2 separate regions of the Homo sapiens genome follow, and region 2 is linked to region 1. The links are chromatin loops, found by intact Hi-C in ENCODE. Cell type or tissue: CD14-positive monocyte. All regions are shown on one strand.

What was found. A loop is a pair of places that touch in the nucleus more often than their neighbours do. Peaks named below come from ENCODE experiments on the same cell type or tissue, not always from the same donor. Only the 100,000 strongest peaks of a DNase experiment are listed, where the experiment ranks them.
Region 2: it touches region 1 in a loop (2.1-fold over the local background); 17 of 110 quality-filtered maps call a loop at or near these places.

What each region holds. Positions count from the first base shown.
Region 1 is chr20:5,591,923-5,599,922 of GRCh38, forward strand. GPCPD1 (glycerophosphocholine phosphodiesterase 1) reads right to left here. Exons shown (of 20, transcript NM_019593.5): 3 at 6,803-6,899; 4 at 1,405-1,489. Among named protein-coding and RNA genes, the nearest start is that of GPCPD1, 15 kb to the right of the region's middle. RefSeq lists a silencer at 1,301-1,595. In CD14-positive monocyte, no CTCF peak of the experiment used is centred here; no DNase peak of the experiment used is centred here; H3K4me3 peaks cover 1,266 bases; H3K27ac peaks cover 3,449 bases.
Region 2 is chr20:5,765,650-5,773,649 of GRCh38, forward strand. SHLD1 (shieldin complex subunit 1) reads left to right here. Exons shown (of 3, transcript NM_152504.4): 2 at 7,213-7,394. The coding sequence starts at 7,217. Among named protein-coding and RNA genes, the nearest start is that of SHLD1, 19 kb to the left of the region's middle. In CD14-positive monocyte, no CTCF peak of the experiment used is centred here; a DNase peak (open chromatin) is centred at 4,792; H3K4me3 peaks cover 896 bases; H3K27ac peaks cover 817 bases.

The sequences.
Region 1 (8,000 bases):
AACTTTTGCAAGTATTACAAGGAGAAAAACTTGTTTTTACTGTTAAGCAGACTTCTTGCCAATTTTTTCAAAAGGTATTTTGGACTGATCTGCTGCTTTTGGTAACATTTTCAATGAAGAGGATAAATACTTAGGTTGGCTTAATTTGACCTGTGTTGACAATAGTCTTACTTTAGAAAACTATGCCCAAAGAACTCATTATCATCTTTCTCATCCAAACTCCCCTAAGTAAAATTTAGTTGGTTTCACATATTACAAAGCTAAATTTCATATACCAGGATCCTCAGGTAAACTTTCCATATCTATGACCTATGTATCTACACACAATTGCTTAAGTTATACTAAAGAACTTTACCATGATGCATAACCCCATGCCAAATAAATGAGATGCCCTTTTCTTAAGTTAAAGTGAAACTATTGTCAAGAAAAGCCAACACAATGATCAACCACAATGTAATTTAAGTTCAATTACTGTGTATTCACAAAATATTCTTGGAACAAGAAACGTAATAGGTGCAAAAGACAGCTAAAGTGGGTTTGTCATTTTTTGTCATTTTGTCTCTTTTCTTTGTATAATGGTGGCTAAGAGCACGAGGTAACAGTGGCTGCTTGCATTTTTCACACGTAACAAAAACACTTAATGACTCCCAAAGGAAATACATTTTTTAACAAGAGCTAATCCATGATTTGTATCCTAGACCCCTGCCTAAACCCTTGTTCATATGCAGCCCAAGGGTGTCAAATGTAAAAGTCTGAAGGAAAAGAATCCTTTCAGCAAATAAGTATCTTTAGAATAAAAGGAAAATGATTAACTTTTTTTCTTTTCTGAATATGAAAACAATCCCAAAATAATGAATTGTGAACAGGCAAATTTAGAATAGATATGCCAAAGGCCTCCAGAAAAGATAGGGGTCTTATCAATAACATCTTTGAAAAAATCTAAAAGGAATCAATTAAATTTTGATCAGAGTTAACACAGCCACTAAGAGATGGCTGCTGTGAAATAATTTTTTTAATTACTCACTTAAAACAGGCTATATACTTCTCTAAATGTATTTACATCACATAAGGATTAAAAAACAAAACCAAAAGTAAAAGCTCTGCAAGTGGTTCCTAACTAGTTTACAAAAGTTACCGAAAATGCACACTTACAGAGAACACATTAAAACCAATTTCATAAGAATACTGCAGAACATACTTACTATGTCTTTTTAAAATTCCATGGCAGACATCATCTGCCTCTGAAGTGGCTACTTCCTTGGTTTTGGTAAATTTTATTAATCAAGAGTTCTATTCCTTATTTGACCAAAGCAAATGCATTTTACTTTGAACGTGTTCAAACTTAAGTGAGTTGCTTTTGAAGGAAGTGCTAAAGGAATTGGAAACTAGATAAAGAAAACATACCTTTGGTTCTAAAAAGTACCCTTTGAAGTAGCGATACTGAACTGATACTCCTCTACTGAGTACAATGGTTGCTTTCCATAGCATGCTGTGAAGAAAGAAAATTAAAAGCAGCAGCATCAATATCAAACTACAGTGCATAAAGACTTCTTAATTCACAAAACTCCTCAAATAAAACGTATGACCAATATCACTTATTTATTCCTACACAAAATTTTACAGGCCTACTCTGTAGCAGGCAATGGGAACACAGGGGTATATACTGCAGAAAGAGCCTTATCTTCAAAGAGCTTCCTTTGCTGTGTGGGTAGACAGAAAAATAACCAAAGAAGATAGACAGAACGAAGTTCTGGAGGAGGCTTTTAAAAGGAAGGAAGGTTTTAATGAGGAAGCGCTGTCTGAGCTCAGGTCTAAATGATGAGAAGGAACCAGCCATATAAAGAGCCAGGATAAGTTTCCAAACAGAAAATTCAAGTTGTACAAAAGTGGAAGCCAGAGTCAGAATCTTCTGTGACTTCCCACTTAGCGAGGGATGTTACATGGCTGATAAGAGACTTTGGGTCGCAGCTTTTGTGTCACAAATGAGAGATAAACATGAGTTACACTCCTATTCTTGACTATCCGTTATTCTAAGCTGTCCTACCCAGGCTCTGGCTATTCCTCAGACAAGCAGTCAGAACCTGTATCTTGTTTCAGGCCAATGTCTTTCTCTGAACTATGTTATTCTAACAGAAACTAAAGATTTGACTCAACAGCTGCCTTAAGGTCAAGAATTCACTACAATTCATTACTGTAACTGAGTTTTAGCTTCAAATAATAAACTAGTGCTATCCACAGCATGGTCCCAGACCATCATTAGTAGCTGGGAGCTTCTTAGAAATGCAAATTCTCAGGCCCTACCCAGACTTATTGAATTAGGAACTCTGGGGGTGGGGGCCCAGTAACCTGTATTTTAACAAGCCTCCAGGTAACTTTTTTTTTTTTGAGACGGAGTCTTGCTCTGTCACCCAGAGTGAAGTGCAGTGGCGCGATCTCAGCTCACTGCAAGCTCCGCCTCCCGGGTTCATGCTATTCTCCCACCTCAGCGTCCCCAGTAGCTGGGACTACAGGCACCCGCCACCACGCCTGGCTAACTTTGTTTTTTTATTTTTAGTAGAGACGGGTTTCACCGCATTAGCCAGGATGGTTTCGATCTCCTGACCTCATGATCCAACCGCCTCGGCCTCCCAAAGTGCTGGGATTACAGGCATGAGCCACCAGGCCCGGCCGCCTCCAGGTAACTTTTATAAACACTTTGAGAACCCCTGTCATAGACCATTAACCAAACGTTAATTCAGCATGAGTAGTTTAGCCCTACCTGGCTCTGCTAAGACAGGTTTTAGGGCATTGTCCTTACTCTGATACAAGCTTAGCTCCTAAAATAAATACAGATATAGCTCATTGTATTGCACTTTATTATACTTCACAGATACTGTGTTTTTTACAAATTGAAGGTCTGTGGCAAACTTGAGTCGAGCAAGTCTATCAGTGCCATTTTCCCAACAACATGTGCTTACTTCGTGTCTATGTCACAGTTTGGCAAATCTCATAATGTTTCAAACTTTTTTGTTATTATTATATCTGTTATGGTGATTGCATGCTACAGAAAAATCTTTCATGAAAGGAACAGTTAATCAATGTAGTAAACTTCACTGTCTTATTTTAAGAAATTGACACTGTCCTTCAACCTTCAGCAACCACGACTCTGATCAGTTAGCAGCCATCAACATTGAGACAAAACTCTCCACCAGCAAAAAGATTGCAATTCACTAAAGGCTCAAATGATTGTATCATTTTTTAGCAATAAAGTATTTTTTAATTAAGGTATGTACATTTTTAAAAATCACTGCTTTAAACAAACCAACATGGAACATGTATATATATGTAACAAACCTGCACGTTCTGCACATGTACCCTAGAACTTAAAGTATAATAATAAAAAATAAATAAATAATAAATAAGTAAAAATCACTGCTTTAAAGCAAGAATAGCAAATGCTGCCAGGCGTGGTGGCTCACGCCTGTAATCCCAACTCTTTGGGAGGCTGAGGTGGGCGGATCATGAGGTCAGGAGTTCAAGACCAGCCTGACCAACATTATGAAACCACATTTCTACAAAAAATATAAAAATTAGCCAGGCGAGATGGCACAAGCCTGTAATCCCAGCTACTCAGGAGGCTGAGGCAGGCGAATCACTTGAACCTGGGAGGCTGAGGTTGCAGTGAGCCCAGATCGCGCCACTGTACTCCAGCCTGGGTGACAGAGTGAGATTCCATCTCAAAACAAAAACAAAAACAAAAACAAAAAAAGAATAGCAAATGCTTGACACATGTTCCCTATTTTTCCCCAATAAGCCTCAGAATCCTTTTCAACAGAGGTTTCCAGGTGGACTCTTCCAATTAAGAATAGAAAGTTGCCATTTCTGCTACCCCAAAAAGAAAAAAAGGGGGGGGGACAAATTCCCAGTACTACCTCATCTCCAAAACAGCCAGTTGGAGCATGTGAAACTAGCCCCACTAGTGCAGAGTAGAATTACTAATAAGCTGTGAAAAACGTGCTGCCGCCTCTCCCTCAGCCATTATTTCTCAATCTCCAGGAGCAGGATCTAGGTATGTGTATTTTTTTTCAAGTCCTCCCAAGTGATTCTAATGCGATCCCTGGTAAAGAACCACTAAATGAAAACAAGAGATGAAGAAGGCAAAGCAGTGAGTCTTTTTACTCCACTTGTCTAAGCAAATGTGGCAAATTTAAGAATGAACCAGAACCCAGGCATAGTGGCTTATACCCAGCACGCTGGGAGGCTGAGGCGGGAGGGCAGCTTGAGCCAGGAGTTCACAAACAGCCTAGGTCTCAACACAGTGAAACCTCATCTCTATAAAAAAATTTTAATGAGCTGGGCATGATGGTGTACACCTAGCTACTCGAGAGGCTGAGGCAGGAAGATCACCGGAGCCCAGGAGTTTGAGGTTAGAGTGAACCGAAATCGTGTCATCGCACTCCAGCCTGTGTGACAGAATGAGACCCTGTCTAAAAAATTTTAAAAAAAGAATCAGAACTATTTGGTGAACTAAAGACAAAATAATCTGATGAAATTAAATCAAAACCAGGAAAGACGGGTAGTCATATGGTGGTTTAGTGCAGCTGCCTAATTCTGAATTGCCCTTATATCCTTTCCCAAAATACCATAAAATCTACAAGGAGGGCAAATGAAACCACAAGTGACCCACATCTTCAGCAGTATTAGGAAACAATACCATGACCTTCAAGTTTTCTCTAAGCAGAAAAAAATTCCAGGAGAGCTCTAGCTGCCATGAGCCTGTGGGTAGGGAGAGCTGGTAAGAGAAAGCTTAAGACGCTCCCTGAAAGACAGGGGCACAGCAGACTTAGATGCAGAGCACATTAAAATTCCAAAGAAACACAATTTTAAAACTCACGAATATTGTCTAAAGGCACATGGATTCCTGTGTATCTACTCCCTTCTCCCTGTGAAACACTGTTTATCTGCTACCTGTGAATCAATTCTATTTCATTGTACATGCACAACATATGAACAACTGGTCCTCTTAAAATTGTTAAGTGTCTTATCCTGTTCACATCTTTTTGACCAAGTTGGCTGAAACTGACTTAGGACAGGCAGGGGTGTGTTTTAGAGACAAGTTCAGAAAGATATGAGGTTTCACTTCAGACCAGAGTGGCTGATCTGAAAATCGAAGAAAAAATAGCCACTTGAAGGAAATACTAGTCTGTGAAAGACTAGTAAAGAATATATACTATTAAAGTAATACTATTTACCAACAGAACTCTTATAAGGAGAGCTGAGAATTGGCTGAGAAAATATGTCATACTAGTGACAAACTAGAAAAAAGGGAGTTCTGTGTTTTTTAATTTTCTTTCTCCTAGCTTACATTACTGTTATTTTTTTACTTTCCTTTGTTATTTTCCGTTGCTTTACCACCAGTGCTCCTCAAACTATTTGCTGTGAATGACCAGCATTTTTTGTTTGCTTTACTCAACCTGTCTGGTGACCAATATTCTGATCTACATACCCAGTTCAATGAGATGTGTCCACAGTGACATGCATGGAGTCAAACTGCTATACACATTTCTAAATGCTTGCTCTCAGTTTTTGTATTTCTCACATCATGGATTGATTTTTTTAAAAGTCTTTTGGACTGGTACTGGTGCACAGGCCACATTTTAAGACATGCTGCTCTACAGGAAAATAGAGCCTTAGCAATCACCTAATCGGGCACTGGATATACTTGTATGCTATTTAGGAAAACCTATAACACTTCCAACTATCCACAGTGGGGTAAGTGCCACCTCTGCTGACATCCACTCATCTATGCTAACCCCTTTTTATCATGCAGATGAGGTAACTGAGGCCTACAGACATCAGCCGCCCAAGTTCACACTTAACTGCAGAAGAGTGGCTGACACCCAGATTTACCTTTCTCCATCCACTGTGCCCATACTAAGTTTACTGATGGATTCAATGCCACTAGTGAATACATTTCTTCATATTAGCTAAGCTATCTAAGTATGTGTTCCACTCTCTGCTCCTTTTAACACCACATACTTCAAGGAAATACTTTTATAGGCAAATACAAAAATTAGATCTCTTATCAAGAATATGTACTTACCATTAAAAAAAGAAATCAGAAAAAATTAAAAAGAAGAAAATAATATATAGTGACCAGACAAATGTTAATGCCTTAAAATGTTTCTTCAAATAAGAAAGCAAGGTGGGAGGATCTCAAGTCCAGGAATTTGAGATCAGCCTGGGCAACATAACCAGACACCACCTTTGTGCCAAAAAAAACCCCAAAAAACAAACAAACAAAAAAGTAATGCCATCTCCACACCAAAAACAAAAAACAAAAAAACAACCACAATTAACAAGGCATGGTCATGGGTGCCTATAGTCACAGCTACTCAGGAGGCTGAGGCGCAAGGATCGCTTCAGCCCAGGAGTTCAAGGCTGCATTGAGCTAGGATCACACCACTGTACTCCAGCCTGGGTAACAGAGTGAGACCCTGTCTAACTAATTATGGTGGTAAGTACCTAAAGAACCAGTCAAGAATTAAAAGTATATTCAATTATCCTGAGTTGTAAAAATAAAAAATACATCTAAAAAAAAAAAAAGAAATGAAAGTGGTTGAGAGGCAGGGATTAACAGTAAGAGAGGAACCTGTTTTTCCCACACAAATTTTGTAAAATTATTTCACTCATAAAACTATGCAACGTGATAATGTTGATAAAAATTATAACTAAAAGAAAAAATACCAAGATATCTTAAAAGCCCCTAACATCATAAGGTTAATGTCACAGTTATTCTGTAACCTCACATTTCCATACTCACCTTTCACCTGTGTCATTCTCTGGAAGAAGAGCCACAGCATTTTGAGGATTCCAGTTTCCCAAAGCATCACAGCTTCCACATATCGCAAAAACTTCTCCTAAAGAAACAGAACAATCAGTCACAGAGAAACAGAACAATCAGTCACAGTGGGATAAGCAGGGAAGTTTGCATTAGTTCAACCAGATATGCTGCCCCCTTTAGCAGAGATGAAAGAGCCTCACTAGATATAGGTTTGGGCCCAGGTACCTACCACTCACTAACACCTGCCAATTAACTCGACTCACCTTTCTAGAACCAAAGCCAGAGAAAAGGGGGAAGGCATACGGATGAAGTTTTCTTCATCTGTTCAACTACTCATTGAGCCAGTAACAAGAACCCAAGAGTACAAAAGGGATAAAACCACAGTCTCTGCTTTCAAGACAGCTTCCAATTTTAACAGACAAACACTAAATGCCTATCAGTACTCTAAAGGGTTATTAATCAATATTTTCTAGAAAGTCAAACAGTAGCTACTAATAAGTTTCACATCAAGAACATTATTAAGGCCAGGCGTGGTGGCTCACACCTGTAATCCCAGCACTCTGGGAAGCTGAGGTGGGCGTGTGGGGGCAGATGCCTGTAATCCCAGCTACTCAGGAGGCTGAGGCAGGAGAATTCACTTGAACCCAGGAGGCAGAGGTTGCAGTGAGCCGAAATCACACCACTATACTCCAGCCTGGGCAACAGGGCAAGACTCCATCTCAAAAACAACAGAAACAAAACTGTCAATGAGAGAGCAGAAATGTAATTAAAAACCCATCAAAACAAAGACTTATATAGTTGGAAAATCTAGTACTTCTTGGTTTTTGGAGATGGAGTTTTTCTCTGTTGCCTGGGCTGGAGTGCAGTGTCATGATCTGGGCTCACTGCAACCTCCACCTCCCAGGTTCAAGCAATTCTCCTGCCTCAGCCTCCCTAGTAGCTGGGATTACAAGTGCGCACCATCACAACCGGCTAATTTTTGTATTTTTAATAAAGATGGGGTAACCATATTGGCTAGGTTGGTCTTGAACTCCTGACCTCAGGTGATCTGCCCGCCTTGGCCTCCCAAAGTGCTGGGTTTACAGGCATGAGCCGCCGCGCCCAGCCAAAATCTAGTACTTCTTAACTAAGGTAATGTATCATTTCTTTTGAACACTTATCAATAGACTTTAAAAGC
Region 2 (8,000 bases), 170 kb after region 1:
TACTTGCTGGCCCAAGGTTGTTCACACCACAGGAAGGGTTTAATCTGCCTCCACTTCTGGTTTTTTACTTCCGTACAAATTCACTGAGTCCCAAATAATGTATTTTATACGCACAAATCCTTTTTTTTTTTTTTTTTTTTTTTTTTTAAGTAGAGGACAGGGTTTCACTATGTTGGCCAGGCTGGTCTCAAACTCCTGACCTCACGTGATCCACCCATCTCGGGGTCCCAAAGTGCTGGGATTACAGACATCAGCTACTGCGCCCAGCTGACATGTCTTCTTTTTGTGGTCCAGTTCCCAGTTTGTGATGTATTTGGCATTTAAGTGATTCTGAAAACAAAGAAAATATAGGTATCATTTCAATGTGCTATTTGTTTTCAAAAAGGATTCCATTCATTTCATATTGCTGATGACACTCTCAGTTGATGGTTGATTTCACGGCACCTTTGCAGGCAGGCAGGATATGCCAGCATCATTCATTGACCCGTTTGTTCCCTTCCAGAAGCCTCTAGAGCAGAGTGTTAGGTAACATGAAGGGAGAAGGGGGAGGACAGAGTTGCCTGGTGCAGAGGTGTTTGCTGAAGCTTCAGGCTTGGTTGGCTAATATAGAACCTGTGAAAAGACAGGATGTTCTTGCTTCTTTAGGAACCTTGATCACTCCATTCCTTTCAAGACCAACCAGCTGATAGCTTGGCTCACTCTCAGCCTGAGCGAATGTGTACAACAGCACGTGACTGGGTGTCCTCAAACAAAAAGATCTTGCCAGGTCTCACTGTTGATTTGTTTTAATATGTCTCCTATCTTTGCCTAATCGCATGGTAGTTTAGGCTGCAATACTGGGGCTATGCAGACACAGGATGCTGGGAGGACTTTTGGCTGCGTTCATCCTAGCTTGGCTGCTTTCGAGATGTGTTTCCCTGGGCAAGTGACTTTACTACTCTCTGTGTCTGAGTCTGACTGTTAAAGAGGGTACTGATAGGATTACCTGCCTCATAGGGTTGTGACAGATGAAGCTCTTAGCACAATGCCTGGCCTCTAACAAGCATTCAATAAATGGGAACTACTCTTATGATTACACTGCTCATGTTATTCTGAAATTACTTCTTTTTAAAATTAATTATATTTTTTCTCTTCTTATAGCGTCAGGGTCTGGCTATGTTGGCCAGGTTGGTCTTGAACTCTTGGCCTCAAGCAGTCCTCCCACTTCTGCCTCCCAAAGTGCTAGGATTACAGGCTTGAGCCACCATGCCCAGTCTGAAATTACTTCTTTCATGCAAACATATGTTTTTGAGATCTTTGAAGTTCTGACTGTCGTTTTAACAGCTGCATAGGATGCCATAATTTGGATATTGCCTCCTCTGAAAACTGTTTCTTTTCCTGTCACCTCTAACCCAGTTAATAAAAAACCCAGTCACCGAAACTGTCTCTCCTTGTTGACTCTCAGCTCCTCTTTAACACATTTCTCCATTCACATTTTCTTTTCTTTTCTTTTCTTTTCTTTTTGAGACAGAGTCTCGCTCTGTCACCCAAGCTGGAGTGCAGTGGCACAATCTCGCATCACTGTATCCCCAACTGCCTGGCTCAAGTGATCATCCCATCTCAGCCTCCCGAGTTGCTGGGACTACAGGCATGCACCACTCTGCCTGGCTAACATGTATTTTTTAAATTTTTAATAGATACAAGGTCTTGCTATGTTGCCCAGGCTGGTCTCAAATTCTTGAGCAGCAATCCTCCTGCCTCAGCCTCCCAAAGTGGTGGGATTACAGGTATCAGCCACCGCGCCTGGCCTCTTTATTCATTTATTAAGTTCTACTCTCATTTCAGTTAGTAAATCTATTCTTAATCTCTCTGAATCTATTCTTGACCCGTGGGTCCCTGACCTCATTCATGTGCTCTTCCTTTCCCACCCGGACCACTGCAGGCGAATGAATTCTTGTTCATGAGATTGCCTGCCACCAGGCTTAAGTGCGACAAGTCCACCTGCTACCCAGCTGTCAAATCTGCAGATCTGACCTGATAACTGCTCTGCATGTGCCCATGGCACTCATGACACCTGGTGCCAGCTATCATAAGAGTTATTGATGACAGCAACTTATGAGTCAGAGAGTAATGGAGGGGTAGGGAACACCTAGTGTAATGTCCAAATGCTGAATCCACTAAGCCACCTTGGAGGTTTCCAGAGCTTAATTAAAGAGTCTTTGTATCCAAGTTGCTGATAGCAGCCAGGCCTTCCCAGAGCTGGCTACAGGAGGAGAAGGGCTCTGTAGCCATCCAGCTGAGACCACAGAGTTTGTCCTTTCCCGTTTACTCACTGAGTGACGAATTCTTTTTTTTTTTTTTTTTGAGACAGAGTCTTGCTTTTTCACCCAGGCTGGAGTGCAGTGGTGTGATCTCGGCTCACTGCGACCTCTGCCTCCCGGGTTCAAGCAATTCTTGGGCCTCAACCTCCCAAGTAGCTGGGATTACAGGTGTGTGCCACCATGCCCAGCTAATTTTATAGTTTTAGTAGAGAAGAGGTTTCACCATGTTGGCCAGACTGGTCTGAAACTGCTGACCTCAGGTGATCCACCCGCCTTGGCCTCCCAAAGTGCTGGGATTACAGCACTTGAGCCACAACGCCCAGCCAATTCTTGACACTCACTTTAAACCCCTGATACGCTGTGGCACTGTGCTTGTCCGAGCTGGTTCTTCCTGAGTGCACACTTTCCCCTAGCCATGGCTGGCCTGCCCCACGCTTGGGGAGAACCTCTTCCAGAAAGCCTCCTGCCCCTTCTGGGCTCTTCTGTCTTGACTCACTGTGTTAACAAGGTATGTGTCTGTGTTTGGGTCACTCCAAACTAGGAGGGAAGGGTCTGTGACATTCACCTTTGTGTTCCCAGTGCCTGGCACCAGGCCTGTCACATTAAATAATTGACTGACTGCATGTTTGGTCCGTAGAGGAAAATGCAAATCACCTGTAATCATATTACCCAGATAACTAGTGAAATTAATTCACTGGATATACCCTTCTAGACATTTTTCCTCCTAGCTTTATCTATCTATATTTCTTACACATACATCTTACACATGGCATTTTATTTTATATAATCTGGATCAAACCCTACTTAATGTTTTAGAACCTTTTTACATTGAATATATCATGTGTGTGTATGCACGTGGGCACATTGGCTGGGAATCAAGCCCAGGTCAACTGCTTGGAAGGCGGCTATGCTCACCACATTTAACGTATCATGGACAGTTCTTCTCATGTAATTGTTTTTTTTTTTTTTTTTGGTAAGACACAGGTCTCACTCTCGTTTGGGCTGGAGTGCATTGGCACAATCACAGCTCACTGCAGCCTTGACCTCCCAGGCTCAAGTGATCCTCCCAACTCTGCCTCCTGAGTAGCTGGGACTATAGGCACATGCCACCATACTTGGCTAATTTTTAAAATTTTTTGTAAAAATTGGGTCTTGCTATGTTGCCCAGGCTGGTCTTCAACTCCTGGGCTCAAGAGATGCTTCTGCCTCGGCCCCGCAAAGTGCTGGAATTACAGGCGTGAGCCACTGCACCCAGCCTTATCAAATATTCTTGTAGGCCTTGAGTTATGGTGCTGTGTGGTATTTCATTGAGAGAGTGCTCTCTGATTGAACCATTCCCTTTTCTGACATGCAGTTTATTTTCCAGCTGAAATTATTAATGTTTCTTCTCTGCTGAGAGCAATTCTTTCTCATGATGAAGAAAACAGGGTAAACAAATACTGAGTTAAAGACCATCAATAGCAGGGGAAAGTACAGCAGTCCTGCCTTACCCTTGAGGTGGACTACGGACCCCCCAGGGGATACCCGAAATGGCAGATGGTACTGAACCCAATATGTACTACGTTTTTTCCTATGCATATATACATACCTATGATAAAGGTTAATTTATAAATTAGGCACAGTAGGAGATGAACAACAAAACTAATAATAGAACAGTTATTAAAATATACTGTAATATAAGTTATGTGAATGTGGTCTCTCTCTCAAAATATCTTATTGTACTATAGTCACCCTTCTTTTTGTGGTGATGTGAGATGATGAAATGCCTACGTGGCTGAGCACTGTGGCTCACACCTGTAATCCCAGCACTTTGGGAGGCTGAGACGGGTGGATCATCTGAGGTCAGGGGTTCGAGACCAGCCTGGCCAACATGGCAAAACTCCGTCTCTACTAAAAATACAAAAATTAGCCAGGTGTGGTGGCACATGCCTGTAATCCCAGCTGCTTGGGAGGCTGAGGCAGGAGAATCGCTTGAACCCAGGAGGCGGAGGTTGCAGTGAGCCGAGATTGTGCCATTGCACTCCAGCCTGGGCAACAAGAGTGAAACTCCTTCTCAAAAAAAAAAAAAAAAAAAAAAGGAATTACCTATGTGATGAGATGAAGAGAGGTGAATGGCGCAGGCACTGTTAGTGTTCGGCTACTATTGACTTTCTGAGGTTACATCAGAAGGAGGATCCTCTGCTTCAGGCAATACTGGATCATTGAGCCATGAAGATCTCAATGCTTGGGGATCCTTGATAGTGTTTTTTGATGAAAACTTTTGGAAGAACATTCTAATCAGAGGTTGTTGCCTTTCTCTAACTCAAAAGTGTTGCTGCGAAGTTGTAGGCGATTTTAAGCTGCATTCCATCTGAGGATCATATGCCATAATTTTGTGCTTTAATGTCAGTGCAGTTTGAAACACTTCAGCAAATTTTAGTAATGTCCACATGGCTGGTTCTGGTTTAGTTTTTTCTTCATCTTCCTCTTCCTCTGTGGAGGACATGAAAGTTCTTCCAGTTCCTCATTTGCTAACACTTCTCAAAGGCCTTCAGTATGTCCTTCTATTTCATCAAGCATATCAGCAAATCCTTCTCCATCAACTTGTCTTGTTGCATGGATGATTTTCCTAATTCATCTATCAATTTCAGGCAAGCCTTTAAAATCATTCACAACTTCCACTCCATCAGTCCTTCCAGCAGGCATTTGGTTTGTGGTTTAATTCATCCATTGCAACTTGATGAGTGCTATTGCATCAGCAATAGTGAATGATTTCCAGCACTACATTATTTCCAGTTTAGGGTCTGCATCCATTGCTGTTGAATGTGATCAAATACCAGGCAGATGTATGTGGCCTTGAGAAAATGAATGATGTCCTAGTCAAGCGGCTGAAGCAAAAGGTTGTATTTGCAGGTAAAAATACAACCTCAGCATTTTCATTTTCATGGCAAACAGATTCAGGATGGTTAGGTACATTATCTATTATTAATAGGTCCTTAAATTCCAGCCCTTCCTCTTTCAAATATTTTTTCACTTCTGGGAACCATTGATACATTGGTGGAACCACTCTATAAACAAGACAGCTGTCACCCATACTTTCTGATTATATGGCTAGAACACAAGCATAAATAATTTTTGGTTTTGCTTTTGAGAGCACATGGGTTCTTTGCTCTGTACACTATGCTTAGCTTTATCATATGCCCTGCAGCGTTGCCACAGAGTACCAGAGTTAATCTGGTACTTTCCAGTCTTTTCATGCTTTATGCCCTGGTGCTTCCTTTGCACTTTTATGAATGTAGGTTCTATTGGTCATCTTCTTCCAGAAGAGGCCAGTTTTATTGCAATTGAAGACTTGCTGTGTATGGTATCTTTTCTCCTTAATCTACTTCTTCAAGTCTGCTAAAAATGTTGCAGCAGCTTCTTCACTGGCAAATGCAACCTTTTTAGTAATTTTTATGCTTTTCAGCCCAAACCTATTCTTGAATCTGTGTAACTGTCCCTTACTTGCAGTAAATGGCTTGGTGTCACTTGTTTCAGGGGATCCTTGCTGATGTCTTTGTGTAGGTTCTGTGCTTTCTGGTACAACACACTGCTATCAGAACACCTTTCTGTTCATATCTTCCACGCACAAATGTAAGGCCTTTTTCATCTTAACTAAGCACTTATGTACTGTGGCCATAACTCCATAACTTTTTTTTTTTTTTGAGACAGAGTCTTGCTCTGTAGCCCAGGCTGGAGTGCAGTGGTGCAATCTCGGCTCACTACAACCTCCGTGTGGCTATAACTTTTGCAGTTTGAGGTGTGTCAGCAAGACTAACATGAATTTCTTTTTCCTTCTTCACAATTTCACGGATAGAAGATTCATTGTTACAGTAGATCTTAGTAGCCTAGGCATATGATTTTTTTCTTTGCTTATTGAGTTGAGAACTTTTACCTTTTTTTTTTTTTTTTTTTTTTTTTTTTGAGATGGAGGTTTGCTCTTGTTGCCCAGGCTGGAGTGCAATAGCACGGTCTCCGCTCACTGCAACCTCCGCTTCGCAAGTTCAAGGGATTCTCTTGCCTCTGACTCCCAAGTAGCTGGGATTACAGGCACCCACCACCAAGCCTGGCTAAATTTTTGTATTTGTAGTAGAGACAGGGTTTCACCATGTTGGCCAGGCTGGTCTTGAACTCCTGACCTCAGGTGATCCACCCACCTCAGCCTCCCAAAGTGCTGGGATTACAGGTATGAGCCAGTGTGCCTGGCCAACTTTTACCTTTTTGCCTAAAGAAAGTATTTTGTGGCCTATCTTTGGCATATCTGACTTGCTGGCATCACTACTCTTGTGTTTTGGGGCCATTAATAAGTAAAATAAGGGTTACTTGAACACAAGCACTGTGATACCACAACAGTCCATCTGGTAACTGAAAAGGCTACTGAATGACTAAGGGGCAGGTAGCATGTACAGTTCAGATACGCTGGACAGGGGTAATTAATGTCCCAGGTGGGATGGAGTGGGACAGCATGAGATTTCATTACAATACTCAGAATGGTGCACAATTTGAAATTTATGAATTGTTTATTTCTGGAGTTTTCCATGTAATATTTTTGAACCACAGTTGGGTGAGATCAACTGAAACTGCAGAGAGCAAAATCGCACATAAGGGGGGACTACTGTAAATCATTCTGATTTCACTGTTGTTTGACCTTTAAAATTTTTTGGGTGGGTATGGTGGCTCACACCTATAATCCCATCACTTTGGGAGGCTGAGGTGGGAGGATTGCTTGAGCCCAGGAGTTCAAGACCAGCCTGGGCAACTTAGTGAGACCTGATCTCTACAAAAATAAAAATAAAAATAAAAAACAAATAAAATTCTTCAAGCTCTGTCTCCAATGAAGGATCCTGCTATGTGGTGCCTTTTGTACTGAATTGTTTTCTTTTTTCCATGGCAGGACTATGGCAGCCAGGGACGCCACTTCAGGCAGCCTGTCAGAGGAGAGCAGTGCTTTGGACCTGCCATCAGCGTGTGACATAAGAGATTACGTCCTGCAGGGACCCAGCCAAGAAGCCAACAGCGAGGCTTTCAGTTCTTTGGAATTCCATTCTTTTCCTTATTCTTCTGATGTGGATCCAGGTAATAAGCAGAGTTTAAAACAAACTAACTTAAAAACAACTAGCAGCAATACGGGTGTGTGATAGTTTGTTTCTCTCTCTTCCAATAGCAGATCTCTGAGAATGCTTCATTGTCTTAGGCAGAAAAACATCTTACCTAAGCAAAGCTTTCAGGAGGAACTTCAAAGGACAGCTTACCTGGCACAGCAATGACAAGGAGCTGTTTCCTGGATGTCTTTTTGTTATTGTTGCTGTTAATCTCAGGTCTCTTTCTAATCTCCCTCAAAATGAATTCAGAAGCAGGGGAATATTTGGTTCAACAAAGAGAGAGTGGAATTTTTTTTTGTTTTGTTCTTTTAAAACTTCAGAAAATAGCAATGTGGGCCTGTTATGTGTGATGAGTAATAAAAATAGAGACTTTAGCATTCCTTGTATGAAGTATGCTGTGGATTTAAGTAACAACCTTTCTACAAGGTTTCCTGACTAGATTGCCGAAACATCTATTATTTAAACTAATGATAATTCCCTGATGTAGGTAGTGGCCGTCTTTAGTGGTAAAGCCCTCTCTTTCATATTAATTACCTGATCTGAGTCTGGAGGCCCGCAGACCTGGATTTATTTATTTATT